4 separate regions of the Homo sapiens genome follow, and regions 2, 3 and 4 are each linked to region 1. A link is a contact called in ENCODE Hi-C or POLR2A ChIA-PET data. All regions are on one chromosome and are shown on one strand. Each heading gives the region's core, a stretch centred on a gene start or an enhancer-like site at or near the end of the contact. The rest is flanking DNA. Distances are from core to core; before and after follow the strand shown.

Region 1 (4,298 bases), core at 133-2,632:
AAAGGGGCGCGGGGGCGCTGGGAGGTTTGGTAGCCAGAGGGCCTGCGGGGCGGGGCCACCCAGGCCATGCCCCTTCCCTGTAAGAGGGGCCATTCCTGCAGTGTGGGGCTCTGGCTTTGTGACTGGGCTGTGCCAGTCTGGGGATGATCCCACAGCTGAGCTCCTGTAGATGGAACCAGAGGTGAGGCAAGGAACTGGAGGCCCTCCCCACTGAGGTCAGCGGGGCGCAGACGCCCCCTTGTCGTGCCCTGCCTTCCTCCTGCAATCCTGCAGGACTCTCCAGGGCCAAGTGCTGCCCTTGGGGCCAAAAAACAGGGCCTTCTCCTTCACCTGCCCTGCAGCCATTCAGGTATGTACCAGGCATCTCCTGCCCTCCCTGGCCAGGCGGCCCCAGAGGCACAGGCCGCAGACACCGCAGGCGACCTGCGTGGGCCTCCAGTTCCCGCCCCAGCCCTTCCCACCCCCAGCTCAGGGCAGGTCCAGCTGTGGCCAGCGGCTGGGGAAGGTTCTGTCCCCTCCAGGTGTGCGGCCTTGGCAAGTGCTTCAGGCCTCCCTCCGCTCGTCCCCTGGGAGCAGAGGGATCGGAGCGCCTGCGATGTGGTTCCCCAGAGCACCTGCGGGGCTCAGGCCAGGCAGGGTGGAGGGTGGAGGGTGGAAGGCCACCTTCCGCCCGTCCTGGAACCACGCGGCGGCTTCCCGGCTGCCCCCCACCCGCCAGGCCCTGCCTCCCGTGGGCACCAGGGGGGCGTCCACACCAAGCCGGCCGTGTGCTTTTCGCGCAGGATTACTGGGGAAGGCGGCTGCTCGGGGCCTGGAAGGTCCCGGGTCTCGCCTCGTGCCCCTCTGGCCCCCAAACCGACCGGCTCCCCGGAACTGGCCAACCCGCGCTGAGAGCCCGCGCAGCTCAAAGGGCGCGAGGGCGGGACCGCCGCGGCCGGCGCTGGGAGCTCGGCTTCCCGAAGACCCAAGCGAAAGCCTCCGTCTCCCCAGCCGTAAATGGGCCTGCAGCGTCTCCACTCCGCAGCGCTGTCCCCAGTGGGAGGGCGGCCCGTGGACGTGCAGGGAGCAGAGCAGGGGCCCCTGGCAGCGTAGGACCCCGAGGTCGCAGCAACCACGCGGCCGCGAGCCCATCCCGCTGCCTCGCCAGCGCCCCTCGCGCGTGCCCCGCCCCCACCTCGGCTCGCGGGCCCCGCCCCGCTCCGCTCCGCCCTGCGCCTCCGACTACCTTCCCGCTGCCCCGCCCCGCGCTGCGCTGGTTCGGACTCCAGCCCCGCTTCCGCCCGGGCCCTGGCCCCGCCTCCAGCCCCAGTCCGGCCCCGCCCCAGCACCTTGACGCAGAGGTCTGCGCCGCACGCAGAGCCACGTCGTGCCGTCATCAGTTCTCGCCCGTCTGGGCGTGGGCGTGGCCGGCGTGGCTGCTCGGGACCACCCGAACCCGCGGCCATGGCCCCGGCCGCCGCCAGCCCCCCGGAGGTGATCCGCGCGGCGCAGAAGGACGAGTACTACCGCGGTGGGCTGCGGAGCGCGGCGGGCGGCGCCCTGCACAGCCTGGCGGGTGAGGGCCGGGCGCGGCCGGACGTCCTCGCGAGCGGCCCAGGGGGTGTTGCCCCTCATGGAGGCGGGGTGTCTGCCGTGTGTGGTCACGGTCGCCTGGGCCCGTCCCACAACCTGGGACCCGGCAGTCTCCTTCGCCTGCCCTGCGGCCATTCAGGGATGTGCGGGGCACCTCCTGCCCTCCCTGGCCAGGTGGCCCCAGAGGCACAGGCCGCAGACACCGCGGGGGACCTGCGTGGGCCTCCAGTTCCCGCCCAAGCCCTTCCCGTCCCCAGCTCAGGGCAGGTCCAGCTGACGCCAGCGGCTGGGGAAGACTCTGTCCCCTCCAGGTGTGAGGCCTTGGCAAGTGCTTCAAGCCTCCCTCCGATCCTCCCCTGTGAGCAGAGGGGTCAGAGCGCCCGCGGCGCGAACGCCTCATACCTCGGTCCGGTTCACACTGACCCCGGCCTTTCCTAGGCCTGAGCAGCAGCCCAGGCCCCTCGCCCTGCTGACCCCAGTGTAGGCTCAGCCAGGCCCTGCCTGCCTCACCAGGCCGGGAGCTGAGTACAGAAGCCAGTGTACTCAATGAAGCAGCACCTGTCATCCCAGCAGTTTGGGAGGCAGAGGCGGGAGGATCGCTTGAGCCCAGGAGTTTGAAACCAGCCTGGGCAACATGGCAAGACCCCGTCTCTACAAAAAATCTGAAAATTAGCCGGACGTGGTGGCGGCGTCTGTAATCCCAGCTCTTCAGGAGGCTGAGGCAAGAGAATCGCCTGAGCCCGAGGGATGAGGCTGCAGTGAGCCATGATTGTGCCGCTGCACTCCAGCCTGGGCGACGGGGCCAGACCCCATCACCGATTAAAAAACGAAAAAAAAAAGATGCCGGGTGTGGTGGCTCACGCCTGTAATCCCAGCACTTTGGGAGGCCGAGGCGGGTGGATCACTTGAGGTCAGGAGTTCGAGACCAGTCTACACAACATGGTGAAACCCCGTCTCTACTAAAAATACAAAAATCAGCAGGGCGTGGTGGCGCGTGCGTGTAATCCCAGCTACTTGGGAGGCTGAGACAGAATCACTTGAACCCGGGAGGCGGAGGTTGCAGTAAGCCAAGATCGTGCCACTGCACTCCAGTCTGGGCAACAGAGTGAGACTCCATCTCAAAAAAAAAAAAAAAAAAAAAAAGGCAAAGCCATCAAGTCTTTGGGGGGTGGGGCAGGCAGTCGTTAAAGGCATGAACTCCCAGCAGAACGTTTCAGGGAGCAGTGGCACTAGAGCCCAGTGGTGGGGGTGTCGTGGCCAAAGGAACAGTGCCATGGGACAGGAAGAGCATGGGTAAATATCAGAGGACAGCCAGGCTCCGTGCCGGGAGGCCCATGGGTGTCAGGTGGGCAGCCATTGGTGGATTCTGAACAGGAGAGTGACATGATGAGAATTTTTTGTGTGTGTACTTACTTGTTTTACAGTACACTTGGCACTTACCCCTGTGCCAGACACTGTTCCCAGTGTTTTACAAATATTGAATCTTCAAACATCCCTCCAAGTAGGACTTATTACTCTTCTGATAGATGAGCAAATTGAGATTCCAGAAAGACCTCACAGCCAGCAAGTTGGAGAGCTGCTTTTTGATGCTAGACAGTTGGCCTCTGGCCTGTAATCTTAATACCCCAGACCATCTTTCCATGTGGCCCTCATAGGCCCTAGAACAGTTGCTCAGGGGAATCCCGGAGCAAGAGATGAGCACAGGTGGGAGATTCTTCGCAGACTGTCTGCAGCTCACGCTAAGGCAAGTCAAGGTGGTGCCTCCGGAGACAGAAGCAGAGAGGGAGGCCAGGGAGTGAGTGTTGGCTTCATGGAAGGGGTGGGACTGGATCTGGGCCTAGACAACTGGGGGAGGACTGTGGTCCCTCATCCTCAGAGGATGCCCACCAGCTCCCCCGGACTAATACTGTTTCTCCTCTCAGGTGCGAGGAAGTGGCTGGAGTGGAGGAAGGAGGTTGAGCTGCTCTCAGATGTGGCCTACTTTGGCCTCACCACACTTGCAGGTAGAAGCTCCCACGGGACCTCAGGACTGAGGGCAGCCACACACACCAAGTCTGGGGACGGTGGCCAGGGGGCTGCCAGGCAGTGTGAGAAGCTCCTGGAGCTGGCCCGGGTGAGGTTGCTTCAGGGAAGTGCAGGAGGTACTGCTCCGAGGGAGGCGAGGCATCTGCTCCCAGCAGGGAGCCGACTTTTCCAGCCTTTGTGTGTCCCTGGGGTTCTTTGTTTAAGACTTTACCCCGGGTGCCACTGAGACCCATTTCTCAGTGGCCAGCCCTGGTGGCACCAGTGAGTCACAGTGCTGAGCCATGTCATAGGGTGCAGTGCCCGTGTGACAGTGCCCTGGTGGAGCAGTGGTGGGTCTGTGGCCCAGGCTGGTCACCACCCTTTAGAGGGAGTTGTTGACAGAAGCTCTCAGGCTCCCAACCCCAGCTCAGCATGTAGCAAGGACCACCGAGTGCCAGCCTGGTTCCCTACGAGGGGCTCGCCCCGGGCATCCTGCCGCCATGGAGAGTGTGCTCGGTGGGCGGGAGACAGATGTGGCTGCGTCACAGAGCATCTTGGGAAGTGAGGGGCTCTCAGAGATAAAGACCACGTCTTAGGGAAGAGCATTTTCCAGACCGGCAGAGCAAGCAGCCGGGAAAGGCCCTGAGAAGAACACGTCCTTGGCGGTTTGGGAGAATGACCCCGGGGGGCTCGTGAGTTTTGTAAGCCCATAGCTTTCCCTG
Region 2 (4,202 bases), core at 1,265-3,764, 520 kb after region 1:
TTCTGGCCCAGGTGATGGTTCTGTCCCTCCTGATCCCTTGCTCTGGGCACTGGTCCCTGTGCTGGGTTGCATCTTCCTCACTCAGAACTCAGAGCCTATCAGCCACACCAGCTGTTCTCCGATGACCCCGTGTGCCTGGTGCCACGCTGGGCTGGTGGAGCAGCGGTTAAGAGTGGGCTTCACAGTGCTCACACTGCAACAGGGGGAGGGCCCGGAGCAGGCAGAGAGGCACCTGGGAGGGATGGTTAGGGCTGGGGAGACATCTCCATGGACGTGACACCCGCAAAGGCCTGAACTACACGAGGTTATGGGGAGACCGTCCCAGGCAGATGGAGCCACTGGGCCAAAGCCTGGAGGATGGAATTCGGTGGTGTCGGGGAGCATCAGGAGCCAGTGTCTTGATAGTGGGGAGGGGAGGAGGGGCCTGGACACTGGGGAGAGGGCGGGTGATGGGAACTGTCAATGGTTTCAGGCACAGGAGTGATATGATTGACAATTCAGGCTGTGTCCGCAGTGGCTCCTGCCTGTGATCTCAGCACTTTGGGAGGCTGAGGTGGGAGGATCGCTGGAGCCCAGGAGTTTGAGACCAGCCTGGGCAACACAGGGAGACCCCCATCTCAAAAAGAAAGAAAGAAAGAAAAAAAAACCCAAAATAAATAAATAAAATAAAAATTAAAAAAATTTCACTGGGAATTCACTCCTTGCTCAACTGTGCTAGGCAGGCAGGCGCCCCTGTGGGGGCGGGGCCTCGGTGGTCCAGCGGAGGTCAGAGGCCACGCAGGGTGAGGAGCGGGTAGCATATGGTGGGGTGGAAGCAAGGATGAGAGACTGGTTACACAGGAGATAATCAGAGCCAGGTTCCTCACTCCCAAAGCAGGAGGCCCCTCATTCCGAACAGGTTGAGCCCTGTAGTGTTGGCCTGGCATCAGAGTAAACACGTGGTGCCCAAGAAAAACAGACAAACACGCCCATGAAACTGTGTGTATACATATGCGTGTGGGCATGTACATAGATGTGTTCCCTTGCTCCGCCAGCTGCAATGACACCCCAGTAGCAATGAGCACATCCGGAGCCAGATCCCGGGCTCTGCATGACATTCTCCCACAATGAACCAGGCTGCAGCAGAAATAGCTGGGTTCAGGCTGGGGCAGGGAGAATACAACAGGGCCCTGGAGCATCTCGTGCCAGAAAGAAAGGGCTCCAGAAATGATGCGGACAGGTGAAGTGGGAGGGAGAGAGAAGGGTGGCAAGGCGTGGGTTCCCTGTCTGGTGGAGGCTCCCCTAGGTAGGGGGAAGCGCGTGGCACGGAGGGCAGGTGGCGGACGCATCTGGAAGCCGCACTTACTGTGTGTCCACTTTCTCACACAAGCACCATGCACACAAAACAAGAAGGAAAACGTCAGCTGAGAGAGGCGGGTGGTGTCCCAGGGTGTGGAGAGAGTAGAAGGTGGGAAATAGGTGTTGGAGGTGGCATGGCCCCTTGAGGTTGTGGCCCTGGTTGAGGGGAGGCCCAGTGGATGAGGTTGGGTCTCTCTCCCCTTCAGCTGTGCTGGTGCAGGCCTGGAGGAAAACGGACGCCAGGTTTGGTGTGGAAGGGGAGCTCGGAGGCGATGAAGGCCCAGGCAGGTGGAAGGTGGTGGTTGAGGACCGGGGAGCAGGGCGCTGGCTGGGGAGAGGCAGAGTGAAGAAGCCGAGGGTGAGGGGCAGCCGGAACTCAGCTGGAAAGACAGCAGGAGGCGGTGGGCGCAGGGGCGGGTTCCATGGACGTTCTGGAGGCTTCTGAGGACACCAAGCCTGGAAGCCAGGACATGTGGCCTTCTTGACTTCGTTCCCCTTCCTCACCTGGAGGTCTCCAGTCCCCGCTGTCCACTGCTCAGCGGCATGGGAGGAGTCCGCGGCCTTACCCCGACACTCCCGCCCACCGGCCCCCGCCCCTGCCAGGCGGCCCTGCTCGCAGCAGCGCGAGGAGCCACGGGGTGCTGCCCTCCTCCGCAGCCCGAGGCCCACTTCACACGCACTGAGCCCAAGCGCGAGTCTCTGCCCGTCAGCCGCGTCTGAGCTCGCCGCAGTCCCTGCTTGAGAGGCCGGGGGGCACCTGCGCCTGCCCGGGACCCTGACCTGCTAGCGGGGCCTGTTGCCTCCTCTGCAGGAAGCGATCTCGCCCGCGGTGCCCCCACCCGCCCCGTCCCCGGAGGGACCGCCCCCGCCCGCGGCCTTCCCGCCCCTGCCCTGTCGCTTGAGTGCCCCCCGCCCGCCGTTACCCCACCCCCGCCCCTGGAGGAGCCCCCGCCCACGGTTACCCAACCTTACCCTGTCCCCGGAGGGCTCCACGCCCGCGTTCCCCCCGCCCCATCCCAACTCCGAGGGTCCACTGCCCCGGTCCCCATCCCGCCCGGTCCCCGCAGGGCCGGGCCGCCGGGGGTCTCCCGGGGCAGCGGTACCCGAAGGCAGCAGCACGGCCCCTTTAAGCCGCTCGGACACGCGCTCGGGGCCCGATGCGGTTTGGACGCGCACAGGCGTGCGCGTGCCCGTCGGGCCTGGCGAGCGCGCGCGACGCGCGGCGTGCGTGGTGACGCGAGCGCGTGGGGTTTTCCGAGGCTGCGGGCAGGGGCCCGCCGCGCCCATCCCGATGGCTGGAGGCGTCTGAGGGGCGGACGGAGGCGGCGGCGGCGGCGGCGGGAGCGGGAGCGGGCGGCGAGTGGGGAGCGGGGCCGGGAGTGGAGCAGCCGCCGCGGCGGGACTGGACCGAGCCTCGCCGGCGCGCACCTGCCCGCAGCGCCCGCGGAGCGCGCAGCGCGGCCCGAGCGCGACGACCTGCCGAGCGGCGGCCGAGGCGGCGGTGTGGGCGCGTCAGGCCGCGACGAGGGCGCTGAGGTGAGCGCGGCAGCCCCCAGCCCCGGACCCGGGTCCTGTTCGTCCACCCGCCCGCCCTGGGGGCGCCCGCCCCGCCCCCACCCCACCCGCCGGTCGGGGCCGCGTCTTCCTGCCCCGCCCGGGTGCGGCGGGCGGCGTCCGAAGGGGGGGCCGGGGGCTGGGGTCCGAGGTTCGGGGTGCAGGGTCGGGGTCGAGGGCGGGGTCTAGGGAGAGGAGCCGGGGTCCCAGGCCCAAGGCTGGGGGCCGAGTTTCGGCACCGGGGTGCGGGGTTGTGTGCGCCGCGGGCGCTTCCCGTGGCGGCGGCCGGGGCCCCGGGGGCGCGGGTCGGGCGGGGCCGGGCCCTGCGTGGGGAGCCGGACGTGGCTCTCGGGCCCGCGGCGCGAGAACAAAGGCCGGGCGGGCCTGCAGGCGGGGCGGTGTCGGCGGCCGGAGCCCCCGCGCGGGCCGCCTATCGGGGTGACTTTGAGGGCCGGGCGGCCGCGGGGCGCGAGCGTGGGGAAGGGGAACAATGAAATGGGGAAGCCGGGCCGCGCGCCGCGGTCGGAGTAGGGATTTAAAGCGGAAGCCGGGCGCGGCGTCGGGAAATGGGAAAATAACGGTTTCGGCCCTTTTCGCTGTGTCGAGCCGCTGAGGCAGTCGCGCTGTGGCCTCGCCCTTCTCCTGCCGAGGCCCGGGTCTGTCCGGCGCTGGCGCCCCGCGCGTGTCGACTCGAGGGTTGCGCGGACCCCGGCCCGGCCCCGCGAATGAATGGGCCCGGTGGCCGCGCCAAGATGGCGCTCCCACCGCTGCCTTTGTGGGGCGGCCGCCGCCGCGCCGAGTTTCGGGGCCCGGTTTGCGATATTCCGAAGGCCCGAAGGTGGGGGAGAGGACAGGAAATAGCACAAAGGCTGGGTGTCTTCCTCTTGCCTGGATCGGCTTTTCGGCTGGAAGCGGGGTGGGGGTGGGGAGTGGGGAGATCTGTTGAAAATTCCACAGGGCTGTCGGCTGAGGCTTTTGACTTTTAAGAACCTGCTATATTTTTTCTTGTGAATCGATAGTTGATTCAAATGATATTTTAACATTTCTTGTGTCCGTTAAATTACATGGTTAGCATGCAGAAGCAGTATCAGCTTTTGTTTGCTTAATTCATCTTCATGGAAGCCTTTTTTTTTTTTTTTTTTAAGAGATGGGATCTCTTTGTAAAAGAGATCCTGTTAACCAGGCTGGTCTCGAACTCTGGGGCTCAAGCGATCCTCCCGCCTCAGCCTCCCAAAGTGCTGGGATTAGCGGCCTTAGCCACCGTGCCCAGCCTGTCTTCATGGAAGCTTTTTCTTAAGATTGTGAAATGG
Region 3 (4,075 bases), core at 966-3,465, 660 kb before region 1:
TTTCCTCACTAAAGACTCTCGGGAAAAGGAAGCCAGCGCTCGGCGCTCCCGCTGGGCCCGGCTCTCCGGCCTCCTGGCCAGATGGCTGCCAGGCACCACTTCTGGTCCTGAGCGGACCCGGTCCCGGGCCACCTTCCCCACCTGGCAGAGGTGGAGCCGGCGGAGAGCTGGGGCCTCTCGGAAGTTTCCAGGGCCGCGCGGGTGCGCCGAGTCCGCCTCTCGCTTGCAGCGAAGGCCCCGGCGTCAGCGCGGCCGGTTTCCCCTTTCTCGTTCCAGCTTAGGGCCCATCCTGGGCGAGGGCCTGACCTGGCGGCCCACACGCAGCCCGGTGGTCCCGACTCTGAGCAGGCCCGCGGTGCACACACAGAACCGAACCCGAACACGCACACGCACACCCCACGCGCGGAGGGCCCGCAACGCCGCGCACAGACAGCCCCTTCGCGTCGGCGGCGAAACGCCCGGTCTTGTTCGCACCAAGAGGGGTCAGAGGTCACGGGAGGCCGAGGCCGAGGGCACCCGGCAGCGGAGCGCGGCGGGAAGGGGGCGCCTCACCCAGGGGCCGGGAACGGCCGATGGCGGGGCGCAGGAGCGTCCGGCACAAACTCGGGAGCTGCTTTTCCCTGGTGCACAGAGCGCGGGGCCTACGGCCGCGGGGCAGCTGTTGGGACGAGCCGGGCGGGCCCCGAGCCGAGGGAGCGGAGCTTCGGAAAACCGCCGCGAGTCCCGCGCGCACCCGGCTCACGTTTGGGGGCTCGGCCCCGGGAGCTGCGAGGCCGGCCTGGAGGGACCCGGCCCCGGAGGCGCGGACGGAACGGCGTGGGTCGGGCGGGGACCTCGAGGGGAGCGGCCCGGGCGCCTCTTCTGCGGGTGGGCGGGCGGGCGGCCTGCAGAGGAGGGGGCGGCGGGAGCAGGCGGCGCCGATTCCGCTCCGCGCGGCGCTGGCCGCTTCGCTGCAGCCGGGGCTTCGGCGGGGCTGCGGGAGCCGCGCTGGCCGGGCCGCGGCTCCGCCTGTCCTCACCTGCCCGCCCGCCTCACCGCGGATGGCGCCGGCGACCGGGGCTGCGGGGTGCGCGCGGGCTGCTCGGAGGCGCTGTGGCGGGCGAGGGCGCGGGTGGCTGGAGCACCCGGCCCGCGGCAAGGACCGGCTGGCGGCAGGCGGGGCGCGCGGAGCCCGGGGCTCGGCCGAGACGGAGCGAAAGAGAAAGTAAGACCGAGGACCGGGCAGCCTGGCCGGGGCAGCTCTGTCCCCGCCGGGCCCGGCTGTGCCAGGCAAGCGGGTACAGAGGGGTCCACGCGGGCCCGAGGGCGGCAGCGGCGGGTCGGGAGGTGGCCGGGTGGGTCCCTCCTGTCGGAGGCACTGTCGCCCCGGCGGCCCGCGCAGGCTGCCGGCGTCCCAGAGGAGCGCCCTCCACCACGCGGGGCACAGCCGGGGATAAACTTCACGACCACAGTTCCCAGCCCGGGCAAAAGTCTCCATTTTGCTCCCCAAGTGGCTGCGGCTGTCCCGCCGTCGCCACCCCTGCCCCTGCGCCCGCGGAGCCGGGTGGGCGCCGGCCCGCGCCCCCTCCTCCGCCCCTCCCCGGCTCGGGGTCTCCCTCCTCTGCGCCCGGCTGGCGGACGCCAAAGGCGGTGCTCTAGCGCCCACTATTTCAAAAGCCCGGAATATGATTTGACCAGGACTGAGAGCCACTCGGAGAGAGAGAGGGAGAGAGCGAGCGGGGAGGAAAAAGTTGCTCTCCCCTTTCGTCAACTTTTCGCTAACTTTCACTTTTCGCTCCCCTCCACCCCCGGCCCTCCCCCTCCGCCCCCCTCCCCGGCCCCCACCGCGCGCCTCGGGTTCCCGGGCCCGAGCGCCTGACACTGGTGGGGGGGGAGGGGGTTCCGCGGGGAGGGGGCCGGCGCCTTCGGGGAGCGCGCGGCCCGGGCGCCCCGAGCCTCCGCGCCGAGCCCGGTCGCCCCGGAGCGCGGGAGGCGGAGCAGCCCCCCGGGCCGCGCGGCCGAGCCGGGGGCCCGGAGCCGCAGGCGCGCCGGCCGCGCCCCGACGCGCACCCCTGGCCCGGGCGCCCCGGCCCGGCGGCCCGGGCCCCGGCGGCGCGGCGCGGCCGAGCGCGGGAGACTTACTTTTGGCTAGCTTCCTCGCCCTCGCCTTGGATCGCATGGTGTCGGCTCGCGGAATCTCTCTCCTCCTCCTTGAGTCCAGAAGCAGCCACACACTATCTTCATCTCCCCAGCATTGTCAGTTTGGACACCTTCGCACATGCGCACAGAGCACTCAATCTGACACCCCTCGCCGGGGCCAAAAAAACTTTGCAATGTATTCATCATCCTCATCGTCGCGCCGCCGCCGCCGCCGCCGCCGCCTCGGCGCGGGATTGGGGGGCTCTCCTCGGCCTTCTCGGTCTTCGTCTCACTTATCTCTCCCCCCTCTCCCCCCCCCCCTTTTCAGCGCAGCTCGGAACTGGCCCTTTAAGAAAACATTCCGTGTTCGGCGCTCCCGCCCGGGGCCCGCACCCCGGACACTTTAAAAGGACCCAGGTGGCCCCGGAGGCGAGGTGACTATCCCCCCACCCTGCCCCTGCGTCGCGGCGCGTCGCGCTGCTGCTCCCGCCCCAGCCGGGGCCGAAGATGGGGCGGCGGCTGCGGTTTTCCACACGACTTCCTTGGATCTCGGGGCACACGCGCCGATAGTTCGGACGCGAGTCCGGGCTGGTTTTGCTCCGTTTTACTGCGTTTGATTACTAATTTAAAAGCTTTGCGTTCCCCGTCGCCCCGGCCCGCTTTTCTCCTGCATTCTCCCCTCGGCCCCCGTCCCCGCCCTGCGATCGCTGGAGGGGGCGTCGGGGCTCGCGCGCCAGAACCCGGCTCCTCCGAAGCCCCCTCCGGGCCCCACCGCCCCCCTCGCGCCTCCCGGCCCCCGCCTCCTCCCCTTCGCCCCCACCCAACGGCTGCTGCTTCGGGCTTCGCGGCTCAAAAACAACAGCGGAGGCGCCGCCAGCTCCGCGCTCCGCCACTGCCCAGGCCGGCGGGCGGCACTCGGACCCGCCGCCCTCGGTCCCTCGCGAGGCCACGGAGGCCAACACGCCTCGCACGGGGGGACAGCGCGGGGGCAGCCGTCCAAACACCAGGCGTCCTCGGCTGGTCGTCCCAGGGCGCCCGCACCTCTCCGCCCGCGCTCTCCTGCCGCCGCGCCCCCAAGGTGAGTACCCGGCTGCGCGAGCGCCCGAGCTGGGCCACCTTCGGGGACCCGGGCCACTGGGGACACTCCCCTCTGGCCTCTCGGGGCCCAGGTGCGTAGCGGGCGGAAAGGCCAGCGGCGCAGGTGGAGCAGCTCGGACGGGAGCCGACCAGACGCTTCCTCTTCCCCTGTAGCCCCCAAACTCCGAGGCGCTGCGGCGGAGGGGCCGGGCTGAGCGCAGGCAGGGTGGCCCGGGCCCAGGAGCCTGACGGCCTGAGTGCGGATTTCTCATCTGAGTATCTGGGAATCGAGAATGAATTGGAAGGAAACCGAGGCGCTGCCCTGGCCAGGTTGCTGCCCCGCACCCTTCCGGAGCACCGAAGTCCTGCCCGGCAACGGGACTTGGAGCTGCCGCAGAGTCAGCCTGAGCCCGAGGCAGGGGTCGCGCCCGCGATGCGGGGTCTCTGCGCCGCCCCGCGAGGCTCCTGGCCTTGCCCTCCCTGCCCTTTGTTGTGTAATAAGACCTGTGGCGGCTCCACTGAGACCCACACGTGCAACTCCGCGCCTCCGCGTTAAAGGAGGTGAAACGCAGCAGCCCTGAGAAACCCCGAGACCCCGGTGTCCTAGCAGAGGCGCCCCGGATGGGGAGGGGCGCGGGGCCGGCGCCACCCCAGAGGAAAAGCCCAGCGGAGCCGGGTTGGGCAGGAGCTGGCGGCGGCGGTGCGCTGGGCCTTCTGCCTTGGATCCTCCGCGGTCGGCACCGCTTCCCTGCTCAGATTCGAACCCAGATTCGGCTCCCAAGGCTCCCACGGCTCCAGGGTGCCCAGTCTTGCAGCCAGCTCGCCGCCCGAGCCCCGGATGGAGGAAGCGCTCACTGGCCGCTACCTCTGCTGTTTCTGG
Region 4 (4,113 bases), core at 262-2,761, 870 kb before region 1:
CACGCCCTGGGCTCAGGCTGGCTATGACCACGGCCAATGTGGATGTCGCGGGTGTGAGCGAAGAAGCCCGAGCGAGCATGTCACAGCTCCAAGCTCCCGAGCGAGCATGTCACAGCTTCCTGGGAGCATGCCTGCTCCCAGGAAGGCAGGGGACATGTCCGTCCCGAGATTTGTGAGTGGGGGCGACACAGCGGCTGTGGCAGGGCTGCTCAGTGGCCTGGGAATGCTTTGCAGCATCACAGGGATCAGGTGAAAACGTAAAACGACCTGAAAGGCAGAGCCTGGGGAACAATGGGGTGAGGGCAGAGGGCAGAGCTGCTTTCCCAGCCACACCTGGAGAGGTAATCAGAACGCCCAGGTGGCCAGCTGGAGGGGAGAGGCAGGGGCCTCCACGGGGCTGGGGCCAGAGGGCTGGGGTGCCCCAGGCCAGACTTTGCTCCTGGCTGCAGTCCACACAGCCCACCTCACCCTAGGTTTGCCCAGTGGGCTCTGAAAACCTCACCAAGGACCTTGGGACTCTCAGCAGGAAATGCTGGGGGCTGGCCCAGAACTTGGGGGGGCCAGAGAGTGCCAGCCTGCCTCCCTTGCACCCCGTCCAGGGCACCAGGTGAAGCGTTCCATGCTCAAGGGCTATACCGGCCAGAGAAACCTACCAACATTCGCCTCCGAAAGCCCGGGCCCAGAGGGGAGCAGGTCACTCAGGGCTTACAGCCCAGGAAGGGCCAGCGTGGTGAGTAGGTGCACCAAGCTCGGAAGCTGCCCTGGCGGCTGCAGACTCCTCAGCCCGGCCTCCAGCTCTGACCCTTCTCTGCTCTGCCCTGGCCTGGGCGGGACCACGCTGGGTTTCCCAGGCTTGGCCACCCCAGGCTCACAGGTGCTCCGTGAAGCCCCCAAGACGCATGGCCGTTTCTAGAAGCAACACCCCTTATCCTCCTCTCTGGCTGAGAATGAACCCTCAGATTCCCCATCATAAGGCCACAGAGTCTATCTGAAGATGATCTGTATCAAGACCGCACTCCCACGTTCTCAGGGTGTGGGGCTCCCCCTGGCCGCCCCTTTCCCTGCAGGGCTGAACTCTGGCTGCTGGCAGGTCCTGGCTCCCGAAGGCTTCACGGCGACAGTGCCAGGAGAAGCCCACCTGGCAGTTGCTTTGCTCTGGACAGACTCCTAGGCCACCGGGAAACAAACTCATCATTTTGGCCACGCCTTACACTGGTTTTCTCTGAAAATTCTGGCCTAATAGGAGAACGCCCACCTGGCTCTTCCTCCCTCCCCCTCCAGATAAATACTGCCATCTTAACACTTTAAAAAACACACTCCAGGAACCACTCAGTTTACATAAAAAGCCAGACAGGGGCCGAAAACGTTTGACTCTTTATTTTAAAGGTTCCCAAAAGGCAGATAATGTCTGGGGAACCTGGGACGCTTAATGTCGGTTTGCCTTTGCAAACCGGTGTGCTTTGGCGAGATGTCCCCCAGGCAGGCGATAGAGGGCGCCTCCACCCCAGCTTCCCGGGCGGGCTACGGGTGGCGGGTGGCGGGCAGCAGCCCCTGCCCCAGGCCCAGGCCATGGGAGGATGGCCCCCAGCTCCAGGCCCCCCCAGGCCCGCTACCCTAGGATGGCGGCATCCCAGCCAGGACCACAGGCCAGGCCCCCAGCGCACTTCCAACCCTGCGATGTGCCTGCGTCTCCTGGACACACCGCGCACCGGTCCCCCGAATCTGAGCCACATTCCTCCCGCGGAGGCACCTGGGCTCCTGCAGATCCTAACCTCTTAGCTTTGCAGGCTTGGATGTTGGTCGGGGAGGCTGTGTGGCCGCAACACCACCAGCCGGCTTTGCTGGAAGATGCTGGGGGAAGCAGGCGGGAAATATACTCTTCCTTTGACCTTGAGGTCTGGTCCCCATAACCCTTCGCTGACCGCCCCGTCTCTCTTCCTCTGACCTTGAGGTCTGGTCCCCATAACCCTTCGCTGACCACCCCCTGTCTCTTCCTCTGACCTTGAGGTCTGGTCCCCGTAACCCTTTGCTGACCGTCCCCTCTCTCTTCCTCTGACCTTGAGGTCTGGTCCCCGTAACCCTTCGCTGTCCGTCCCCTCTCTTCTGTGTGTCTGTCTCTGCTGTGGACCTAGGGGCACCGCGCAGTGTGGGGCAGAGGCTGTTCTTTCCACTCTGGGGAGTGGGTGAGTTGGGTCTGCCTGGGGCTGTCCTATGCCATGGAGCCCACCTCCAGGGTCTGGCTGCAGGAGGGAGGGAGGGAGAGAGGGACAGAGGGAGGGGCATTGGAGAATGAACAAGGTTGGGGGGCAGCTGTGTCCTTCATTGGCCTAAGGCCATTTGCAGCCACCCCGGGCCCTGGCCAAGGCCTGGACAGACATTCCCTGGCACCTCCATTGCAGGGACAGCCCCGCCTCTAATGGGCAGCTGTGCCTGGGATATGCTGTGGAGCCCAAGCAGGAGGGAAGGTGACGAGGGGCTGGCTGGCCAGTTCCCACCCATGAGCCCGGCCACTGGGTCAGACCCCTCCAAAACCAAGTGTCGGGAGGGGCAGAGTGAAGACGCACCCCGCACCTGCTCGGGAAGCGCTGCCTCCCACCCGGCCTCACAGCCTCGCCTGTCTCACAGGGAGCCTTCTGCAGCATTGACTCTGCACTGAAAGATGACAGTGTCAAAGAAAACTCAGAAGGAAGGGAAGGGAGACGCCCCTCCTCTAACCGCCCTAATACTACCACGCCTCTCACTGCACCTGCAGGGGAGCCCTCACTACTCCTTGGAGTGACCCCGGGAGCTTGGGCTAGCGCTGGCTGCCCACCACCCTCGTGCCCCTCCGGCCACGGCTGCCTCCTGTGTCCCACGTTCGCCAGGCTTCAGACGGACAACAGTGTCTCCTCCCTAGGGAGAAAGGAAGCTGCCTGAGGAGCTTCGGAGTGGCAGTGACCAGCTCTGGTGGCCATGCTGATTCCTGGGTCTCGGGAGATGCCTGCTCTCTTGGCGAGTTTTTTCCAGACACCAAGACCAGGAAGGCTTCAGTGACCTTGGCAATAAGTCTTTCCCCATTTCCCTGAGAAGGTGACCATCCTCAGGTGGATTGAATCGTGGTGAGAGGTGTGCATGGAGCAGCATCAGGGGTATCCTCAGCTAAGTGCCCGCTGGGACAGAGCTGAGGAACAGGCTTTCCAAACCAGGGGGCCCTGCGGCGCTGGCCCCAGGTTCTGCTGAGGGTGACCCTGGCCTGTCCTAAGCCCGACAGTGGGGGGACAAGGTCTCTGGGTCGAGGACCTGTGGGGGCCAAGCAAGGAGCCCAGAGCCCCCACTCCACACACAGGCAGCGCCCTGCTAAGCCAGCTGGCAGGGCCAGCCTGTGTCTGGGGAAGGGCTGGTGCCCGGCACCTGCTGACCTCTCTGGGGAAACGTCTGCACACTGAAGCATGGCCTCCCTGAGCACATGCCTCTTCTAGAACATTCTGGGAACTCACTGCTCAGGCCTGTGAAGGGAGTCAAGGTTCGGAAGCTTTTCATGTGCAAGCCCAAAGCTGCTTCGGTGGTAAGGAGAGAGCTGGCGTCCCATACCTAGAGGCTGGACCTGGGGTTCTCAGTTCAGGTCACATGTTTGACTGAAGGGTTCATGGCTGACCTGACTGCAGCCCAAGGCCTTTCCTGCAGGCCAGCACTCCTTCTAGAACACCCCTCCACATCCAGGGCTGCGGGCGCCCACCTTGGCCTCATGCCAGCTCCAGGCAGACTGGGGCTCCAGTCTCCCTGAGCACCCTGCACCCCCTGGTACAGGGATGGCGTCTGCCTGCTCCTTATCCCTGGTTTCCTGAAAGCAACTCATCGATCGGACCATAGCTCATCAATCAATCCGGCCATAGCTAATCTGTGAATCCAACCATAGCTCATCAATGAACCCAATCAGAGCACATCAAACCGATCATAGCTAGTCAATCAATCTGGTCATAGCTCGTCAATGAATCCAACCATAGCTCATCAATGAACCTGATCACAGAACATCAGTCTGATCATAGCTCATCAATCAATCTGGTCATAACTCATCAATGAATCTAACCATAGCTCATCAGTGAACCCAATCAGAGCACATCAAACCGATCATAG

What was found. A loop is a pair of places that touch in the nucleus more often than their neighbours do. ChIA-PET counts read pairs that join two places held with the same protein, here RNA polymerase II (POLR2A). Pooled maps may share reads with other maps.
Region 2: a loop to region 1 is called in a pooled map, with 8 times the contacts of the local background. The contact joins the promoter of GNB1-DT here to the promoter of PEX10 in region 1. A Hi-C loop is called at or near these places in 1 of 168 maps with a recorded cell type or tissue (naive thymus-derived CD4-positive, alpha-beta T cell) and 9 of 50 pooled maps. POLR2A ChIA-PET finds 5 or more read pairs at or near these places in 2 of 52 experiments (GM10248 and activated T-cell).
Region 3: a loop to region 1 is called in a map of IMR-90, with 26 times the contacts of the local background. The contact joins the promoter of PRDM16 here to the promoter of PEX10 in region 1. A Hi-C loop is called at or near these places in 4 of 168 maps with a recorded cell type or tissue (IMR-90, chondrocyte, endothelial cell of hepatic sinusoid and 1 more) and 3 of 50 pooled maps.
Region 4: a loop to region 1 is called in a map of endothelial cell of umbilical vein, with 25 times the contacts of the local background. The contact joins the enhancer-like site here to the promoter of PEX10 in region 1. A Hi-C loop is called at or near these places in 2 of 168 maps with a recorded cell type or tissue (endothelial cell of hepatic sinusoid and endothelial cell of umbilical vein) and 7 of 50 pooled maps.

The regions. Positions count from the first base shown.
Region 1 is chr1:2,409,648-2,413,945 of GRCh38, reverse strand. It overlaps PEX10 (peroxisomal biogenesis factor 10), which reads left to right and starts at 1,382. Exons shown (of 6, transcript NM_002617.4): 1 at 1,382-1,555; 2 at 3,495-3,575. The coding sequence starts at 1,444. RefSeq lists enhancers at 413-992, 993-1,573, 1,574-2,154, 2,155-2,735 and silencers at 657-1,256, 1,417-1,796.
Region 2 is chr1:1,889,492-1,893,693 of GRCh38, reverse strand. It overlaps GNB1-DT (GNB1 divergent transcript), which reads right to left and starts at 2,514. Exons shown (of 2, transcript NR_168264.1): 1 at 2,311-2,514; 2 at 968-1,794. GNB1 (G protein subunit beta 1) reads left to right here and starts at 2,607. Exons shown (of 12, transcript NM_002074.5): 1 at 2,607-2,874. RefSeq lists silencers at 1,823-2,072, 2,133-2,232, 2,353-2,542, 3,103-3,292.
Region 3 is chr1:3,067,343-3,071,417 of GRCh38, reverse strand. It overlaps PRDM16 (PR/SET domain 16), which reads right to left and starts at 2,215. Exons shown (of 17, transcript NM_022114.4): 1 at 2,122-2,215. The coding sequence starts at 2,158. It overlaps LOC124903827 (translation initiation factor IF-2), which reads left to right. Exons shown (of 5, transcript XM_047436614.1): 1 at 1-1,204; 2 at 2,447-3,196; 3 at 3,370-4,075. The coding sequence ends at 2,470. It overlaps PRDM16-DT (PRDM16 divergent transcript), which reads left to right and starts at 3,693. Exons shown (of 6, transcript NR_015440.1): 1 at 3,693-4,075. It also overlaps the pseudogene LOC100420339. RefSeq lists an enhancer at 3,322-3,896.
Region 4 is chr1:3,281,534-3,285,646 of GRCh38, reverse strand. The region is part of intron 3 of PRDM16 (PR/SET domain 16); the gene reads right to left. LOC124903828 (collagen alpha-5(IV) chain-like) reads right to left here. Exons shown (of 2, transcript XM_047436627.1): 1 at 1-4,113. Among named protein-coding and RNA genes, the nearest start is that of MIR4251, 160 kb to the right of the region's middle. Within about 2 kb of position 1,511, at least 5 of the 41 ENCODE cell types and tissues checked have a DNase peak (open chromatin) inside an H3K27ac peak, as active enhancers do.